Linked DNA regions of Homo sapiens: regions 1 and 2 are each linked to region 3. A link is a loop called in an ENCODE intact Hi-C map of the cell type or tissue named here. Cell type or tissue: heart right ventricle. All regions are shown on one strand.

Region 1 (2,500 bases), 250 kb after region 3:
GAGAAGACTAAACACAGGACAGGTGTTTTGGGGAGAGGAAGAAATTGAGAATTCCATTCTGGACATGCTCATTGTGAAATACCTATGAAACCTGCAAGTGAAGACGTGAAATAGATAGGACTGGGCCCAAAATACAAATCTGGGAGCCATCAGCATCAAAAGGCAATGTATAGATCAGCAGGAATGGATGAGATTACCCAGGAAGATGGGGTAAAAAGCAAAAGAGAAAACTATCCAGGAAAAAGACTGAAAAATTCTAATATTTAAAATCAGACAGTGGAGGAGCCAACAAAGGAAACCAAGGATAAATCTAAGAAAATCAGGAGAGGGTGGTGTCATGGAAGCCAAGAGGGAGAACATGGTCAGACTGGTGTTCACAATCCTGGTGGGAATGTGAGGATATTTATGTCCATTTGGTGACATGGGGGTCATGGTGATCTTGAGAAGTCAACTCAGTGGAGCACAGTGGGTATCAGCGAGATTTGAGCAAGTTGAAGAGAGAACGGGAGGTAGTTAGTAGAGACAGCTTTTTTTCTTATGGTGTTGAGATGAAAGGTGAAATCTAGTTTGAAAGAGAAGAGAGACACAGGCTGGTAACTGGAGAGTCACTTGGTATATAAAGATTTTTAAGATGAGTGATACTAGATTTTAATTGTTCATTGGTGGGAATTCTCTAGCAGAGAGGGAGATATTAATCCAGAAGAAAGTAGAGAAAGCCAAAGGACCTTGAGAAAGTAAAGGGAGATGAGATACAGAGTAGAGGTGAAAGAGAAGATAGATACAAATTTTGGAAGGTTTAGATGTTTGGTGATGAAAACATGGAGTTGATACCTATTTCTTTTTTCTTTTCTAAATGGTACAAGTAAAGCAGAATAGGGGCATAGGAGGTTTAAAGATTAGATATGAAGTTGTTTGAGGGAGTAAGTGAGAGTTGGACACTTACGGACAGATGGATGACTAGGAATAAGTGCCTGTTTGAGATTTGTGATCATGAATCAAAAGCAAAGCCAGTCTTGGGTGACTTTCCCTAACTATGTGCTCCAGTGCCAGCATGGAGAACACGGAGTTTGGGTTCTGCCAAGAGAGCTGGGAAGGAGAGAAGAGCAAGAGAGCAACTCCGTGGTGGCCTATGTGATCCAGGCCAGATGGTAGGACCAGAGGGTGAGAGGAGTGAGAATGGCATGGAGCTCAAGGGAAGCACAGAAGATGTCAGGCCTGTAAACAGAGGCTCCAAGAAGGAATTTCTCTCCCCAGCAATCTTCAACGTTAGCTCACAGATGAGGGCACTTGCTTTAGAAGCAGTGGTGACACCCAGTGACCACTCTTTGAAGTGCACCTTCTTGGTTTTAGGTTGTCAGCAGATCCGGAAGTGTGTGTTTTTTTCCACTTGGGAGGCATCAGAGCCCTCACCATTCTCTCCATGGTTCTCTCTTGCAGGATTCTGTCCCATTGGTCCTGGACATTTCAAGGGGATGGAGAGGCTGCTGCTTAGGGGGGTAACTAGAAGTGGACTGAAGGCAATCTGGGGGCTGTTAGCTCCAGACCCCAGACCTGGCCTTCTCTGCTAGGTTCCTGCTGTCCTGAGACAGATCCTGAATCCTGGGATGGCTTTGGGTATTCTAAAGCCCTGCTTGGATTTAGAAAAATGCCAGGTAGTGACATAATCCTCTTCCAGCCCACAGTTGTCCTGGGGAAATACCATCCTGGCTGACCCAGAACTGTGTGAGGACTCTCTTCTCAGCACCACCTCCCGAAAGTTGACTGTTGCTGGGGTTCTAAGAGGGTTCCACTGTCTCCAGCTCCACTTGACCCAAGCACTGGGATCTGGCTTAGTCTAGAGAGAAACGCAGATTCCTCCCAAAGTCCTGTCAGTCATCAGAGGTACTGGGCATGACTTCTGGGCCAAGAAGTTGGGTGTCCCTTAGTTAGAGGGTATAGGGAAATACAAAGAGGACCAAGACAGGACAGCCCCTTTGCAGCAACCTAAGGCACTTTTACTGTTCTGATCAATTACCCTGTACCAGGACATGCTGTTTCCCTTCCACTTTAAGAGGTTAGTAAATCAGGTTTGAGTTCAAACACAAGAGGGTCACTGAGGCATGGGGTAGGTGAGGGAGGTGGTTTCTAAGGTGGTCAAGAAATGGAGGAAGACTGTTTCTGACTCACCTCTATCCCTCTTCCCCATCTCTTATCTCACACTCCCCGGTTTGAACTGGACTTTGTACTTAGGGCAGCCTGGTGTCGTGGAAGGAGCCTGTGCTGAACTTGCAGTCGGGTCATCCCTTGGCCACATACCTGCTTCCACATCTGTAAAATGGTGATGTGGTGATGGCACATGGTTATGGTGAAAAATTAAACAATGCACATGAAAGTGTTTCTTACACCAACACAATGCTTTGGTTTAAGGCATTACTATTAGATATTTATACCAAGGCAGATTTCACAGACATTAAGGAAAAAGAAAAAAGTTTTATGGCAATGAAATTCCATTAGAGGTGTA
Region 2 (2,500 bases), 93 kb after region 3:
TATATTTAAACAGGGAAGTGAAAGATCTCTACAAGGAGAACTACAAAACACTGACAAAAGAAGTCATAGATGACACAAAAAAATGAAAAAACATACAATGCTCATGGATTGGAAGAATTAATGTCATTAAAATGCCCATACTGACCAAAGCAATCTAAAAATTCAATGCATTTCCTATCAAATTACCAATGTCATTTTTCACAGAATTAGAAAAACAATCCTAAAGTTCATATAGAACCAAAAAACAGCCCAAATAGCCAAAGCAATTCTAAGCAAAAAGAACAAAACCAGAGGCATCACATTACCCTGTCTTCAAAATTATACTACAAGGCTATTGTAACCAAGACAGCATGGCACTGTTACAAAAATAGACATATAGATCAATGGGACACAACAGAGAGCCCAGAAATAAAGCTGTATACCTACAATCAACTGATCTTTGACAAAGTTGACAAAAATAAACAATGGAGAAAGCATACGCTATTCACTAAGTGGTACTGGGAAAAATAGCTAGCCATATACAGCAGAATGAAATTGGACCCCTGTCTCTCACCATACCCAAAAACTAACTTAAGATGAATTCAAGACTTAAATATAAAACCTGAAGCTATAAAAATCCTAGAAGAAAACCTAGGAAAAACTCTTCTGGACATTGGCCTAGGCAAAGAATTTATGACCAAGACCTCAAAAACAAATGTGACAAAAACAAATGAGACTTAATTAAACTAAAAAGGTTCTGCCCAGCAAAAGAAATAACCAACAGAGTAAACAAACAACCTACACAATCAGAGAAAATATCTGTAAATTATGCCTCCAACAAAGAACTAATATTCAGAATCTACAAGGAACTCAAATAACTAAATAACAAAAAAATCACATAACCCCATTAAAAAGTAGGCAAAGAACATGAACAGGTATTTTTCAAAAGAAGAAATACAAACAGCCAACAAACATTTGAAAAAATGTTCAACATCACTAATCATCAGAGAAATATAAATTGAAACCACAATAAGATATCGTCTTATACCAGTCAGAATGGCTATTACTAAAAATGTCAAAAACAGATGGCATGGATGTGGAGAAAAGGAAATGCTTATACATTGTTGGTGGGAATGTAAATTAATACAACTTCTATGGGAAACAGTATGGAGACTTCTCAAAGAATGTAAACATTTCTTTTAAATGGTAGTTCTAAAAATAGAACTACCATTTGATCTAGCAATTCCACTACCAGGTATAACGAAAAGATATTTGTACTCGTATGTTTACCATAACATTATTCACAATAGCAAAGTCATGGAAACAATCAATCTAAGTGTCTATCGACAAATGATTGGATAGAAAGAAAATGTGATATACATATATATAATGGAATACTATGCAGCCATAAAAAAGAATGAAACCATGTCCTTTGCAGCAACAGGGGTAGAGCTGGAGGCCATTATACTAGGTGAAATAATGTACATTTTCGCTTGTAAGTGGTAGCTAAACAATGCATATGCATGAACACAAAGATGGAAATAAGACACTGGGGACTCCAAAAGCAGGGGGTGAGAGTTGAAAAATTACATATTGGGTACAATGTTCACTATCTGGGTGATAGGTAAGCTAGAGGCCCAAAGTTTACCTTTATGCAATATATCCACGTAACAAACCTGAACATGTACACCTCCCAGATCTAAAATAATAAAAATAAATAAATAAACAAATAAATAATCACTACCTCAGCACTTGTCTTAGGGATACCAAAAGAAAGAGCCACTTGGTCTGAAAGTTGGGAAACCTGGGCTCCCATAAATTTGAAAAAGAAAAAGAAAATCCTCTCCACAGACAAATTACTATTTAGCATTTCATGTCAAATCAGTAGCAAATACTGATGTGGTATGTACAGTTACTCTTACAAATGACATGGCTGGGCGTGGTGGCTCATGCCTGTAATCCCAGCACTTGTGGAGACCCATGTGGGCAGATGAACTGAGGTCAGGAGTTCAAGACCATCCTGGCCAACATGGTGAAACTCCGTCTCTACAAAAACACAAAAATTAGCTGGGCATGATGGCAGGTGCCTGTAATCCCAGCTACTTGGGAGGCTGAGGCAGGAGAATTGCTTGAACTCGGGAGGCGGAGGTTGCAGTGAGCCAAGATTGCACCATGCACTCTAGCCTGGGCAACAGAGTGAGACTCCATCTCAAAAGAAAAAAAAAAAAAAGGAATGATATTATATTTCAAAATATTTGGTTGACACATTTAATTCAGGTATATAAATGGCCAAGGTAGAAGATATCAAAATGAGGTGGATTTGATTTCTCATGTGAGACTCATAGCTAATTTAAATGAAAATTTAAATAAGATTTATTTGACATGATTGGGAACAATTCAATTCAACTTTACAAACACTGATTAAATGTCTACCATCTGGTAGGCACCGTGCTAAGTGAGTCTCCAAACCTGAACTGTGATTATAAAGGGCATTTATAAACTTTCCCTCAAAGATAGGACA
Region 3 (2,500 bases):
CCAGGGCAGGTTATAAAAAAATAAAGACCAGTTGGAAAGGTACCAAATTTTACTTGGGTTTTTATTTATTTAAAAGACAGCTCGCTCTAAAAACAGTTATTTTCCCCTTTGGCTGCACTTTAAAATCACGTGGGAAACTTTAAAAAAGGACCTCTGCCTGGGCCCCACCCCTCCAGCGCCATTAAACAGGACTCTCTGGTGGTAGGACCTGGGTGCTGGCATATTTCCTAAACTCCTTGTTATTCTAAGGTGCAGCAGAATTGAGAACCACTGCTTTGAAAGGATTAATGGATTTTCTAGTTTGAGTTATGCGTGGTGGTTTTATTTTTAGCTAATAAAAGTAAGTAGAAACAGCATGCTAGTAGCTTATCTTAACTATGGCTTGTGTCCAGGGGTTGTGGCACATTGCTGTCAGCTGCTACAGGAAAAACAAATTGGCAGTTCCTTTATTTTGAGGGGTAAGCAGATGCTCTTTGAAAGCCAAATCTACAAAACTGAAAACATAAGGTAAAGGTAAATGTCATAACAGCAAATAGCTGAGTCAATATCACGGTCTCAGACTTGTGACTTTGCATAGTATTAACTGTGCCACCATAAATGGATGCAGCACACAGCAGCACGTTCTTACCTATTGAAAATCGTCTGCAGGGCCTCCTCAAAACGGCGAAGAACTTTAGGAGGGCTTGGCCACTTCACGTGCTTCCCGTAGTCTCGCATGGTCTTGACGCCATGGAAGCGTCTGGCCACCTCGTGGATGTACGACTTCACTTTGTAGCGCCGGTAGTACCTGATTATTGTCAGAGCTGCCTTGGTTCTTTTGTACCGCATGCGGGCCAGGGTGCCCCGCCACACCTTCACAATAGAGAAAGAAAAAGGAAAACGTTATTGACCGGCTGAGTTGTGGATGGCTTTGATATTATAGCAGCTCCTCTACTTACAAACTCAACCAGGCAACTTGCAAGTGTGCACAAAAATCAGCCAGAGCCAAAGCATGTCAGTTCCACCTGCCACCAACAGATGGCGTGGGGAGTCACATCAGTCATTTTGTTTCAGCTGTCTAGCTGCTCATTATTCTACACTGAAGTGTGTGCTGAGCCTGAAGCTGAGTCCTGTTTTAACTCTACTGTCATGAAAAGAAGAAAGCCAAAATGCAAATATCTTTGGATAAATATTTTAGGAATGCTGAAGGGAAGCGAGATGAGTCAGAACATCATGCCATAAGCATCTATAGTTTTCTTGTGAAACCTAACTTTACATAGATTATACATGCTGGCCACTGGTGTAACGCCACTTTGGATTTACAAACTGATTTACACACAGCCTGTGCACCTCCTCTCCCGCGGCACTATGTAAACTCTCAAAGATTCATGGGTAAAGGGTAAATCAGATTACGTACTAATATCCTGTGAATCTTTGTTAAAAGTTTTTCAGTGCTCACAAATCAATGACACTATATAAACGCCTCAATGCCAACTTCATCCAAGCATGGTAAAGTCAGAGATACTTATTTTTTTTCAGGATCCTTTGTCAGGTACCCATATTTCTCAACTTCTCAAGCAAAAACAAATTTGGTGCGATCTTCAATTAATCACTGGCTCTTCCCCTGTATATCCTCTCCACCACCACTTTACTCCTTCTTCCACAATATGGAAGTGTAAACCCCTTTCTTTCCCTTTCTGCTACCAGTCTCCAAGATGCCAAACAACCCTAGTTGCTTTCTTCGATGAACTCCTTGTACACATCGCCATCATGCCCCAGTATATTTATTGCTGCTACTTAAATAACTGTTCCAACTCTTAGGTTGATTATATTATTTCCCTCCCTAGTCCCTGGCCTTTCAGAGCCAAGATTTTCAACCTCTAGTTCAAAGCCCACAGTATGGGTTCTGCAGACTCCCTCAGGTTTCTTTTATTTCTTCTTAAAAATCCCCGTCTGTGCCCACCAATTCCTCTAAGCAAAACTTGCACAATGCCTCATTTGACTCAGTTGTTTTAGGTTTGTCCTCATGCGGACTCCTAAAGTACACCATGTGCTTGCAGTGTTCTCCCTTTTCAGCCTGCTGCACGATACAGATTTGTTTGCACACTACGTGCAAGAAGATCATCAAGGGACCCCAATGGGTCAAGAAAAACCATAACATTTAAGGGAAACATGACACATGGGCAATTTGTGATGGTAACCTAGAGTTCACATATAAACAGAATGTTTAAAGACAATGAGGCAATAAAAACTAACTCGTCATCTCATGTGGCGTCAGTACAGCAGCCCTTTTTAGTCAAAATGGCTCCCTTCCTTGTAGCCAAATCCACTGTACAGATGGCTTTGTTACGCCTCCACCCAAGTGCAAAAATAAAGCTCCCTTCTTTAGCATCTTGAAAAGCCAAAAAAATACAATTACAGGGTGAAAGTATGTGATTTAATTTCTTAGACAAAACACATTTTTAAGTTTCCTACTGTTTGTTGCTTTTTTCTTTTATTGGGAGGAATTTAAGACTCCTTG

What was found. Hi-C counts contacts between places; a loop is a spot of excess contacts. Peaks named below come from ENCODE experiments on the same cell type or tissue, not always from the same donor. Only the 100,000 strongest peaks of a DNase experiment are listed, where the experiment ranks them.
Region 1: it touches region 3 in a loop (4-fold over the local background); 6 of 110 quality-filtered maps call a loop at or near these places.
Region 2: a loop joins it to region 3, with 10 times the contacts of the local background. A loop is called at or near these places in 60 of 110 quality-filtered maps.

What each region holds. Positions count from the first base shown.
Region 1 is chr17:32,908,770-32,911,269 of GRCh38, forward strand. No RefSeq gene overlaps it. Among named protein-coding and RNA genes, the nearest start is that of H2BN1, 15 kb to the left of the region's middle. RefSeq lists cis regulatory regions at 740-2,500, 1,251-1,364, 1,252-1,334. In heart right ventricle, a CTCF peak has its summit at 1,308 (motif pointing left); a DNase peak (open chromatin) is centred at 1,322.
Region 2 is chr17:32,751,707-32,754,206 of GRCh38, forward strand. The region is part of intron 11 of MYO1D (myosin ID); the gene reads right to left. Among named protein-coding and RNA genes, the nearest start is that of MYO1D-DT, 120 kb to the right of the region's middle. In heart right ventricle, no CTCF peak of the experiment used is centred here; no DNase peak of the experiment used is centred here.
Region 3 is chr17:32,658,487-32,660,986 of GRCh38, forward strand. It overlaps MYO1D (myosin ID), which reads right to left. Exons shown (of 22, transcript NM_015194.3): 17 at 629-852. Among named protein-coding and RNA genes, the nearest start is that of CDK5R1, 170 kb to the left of the region's middle. In heart right ventricle, a CTCF peak has its summit at 1,015 (motif pointing right); a DNase peak (open chromatin) is centred at 1,015; H3K27ac peaks cover 598 bases.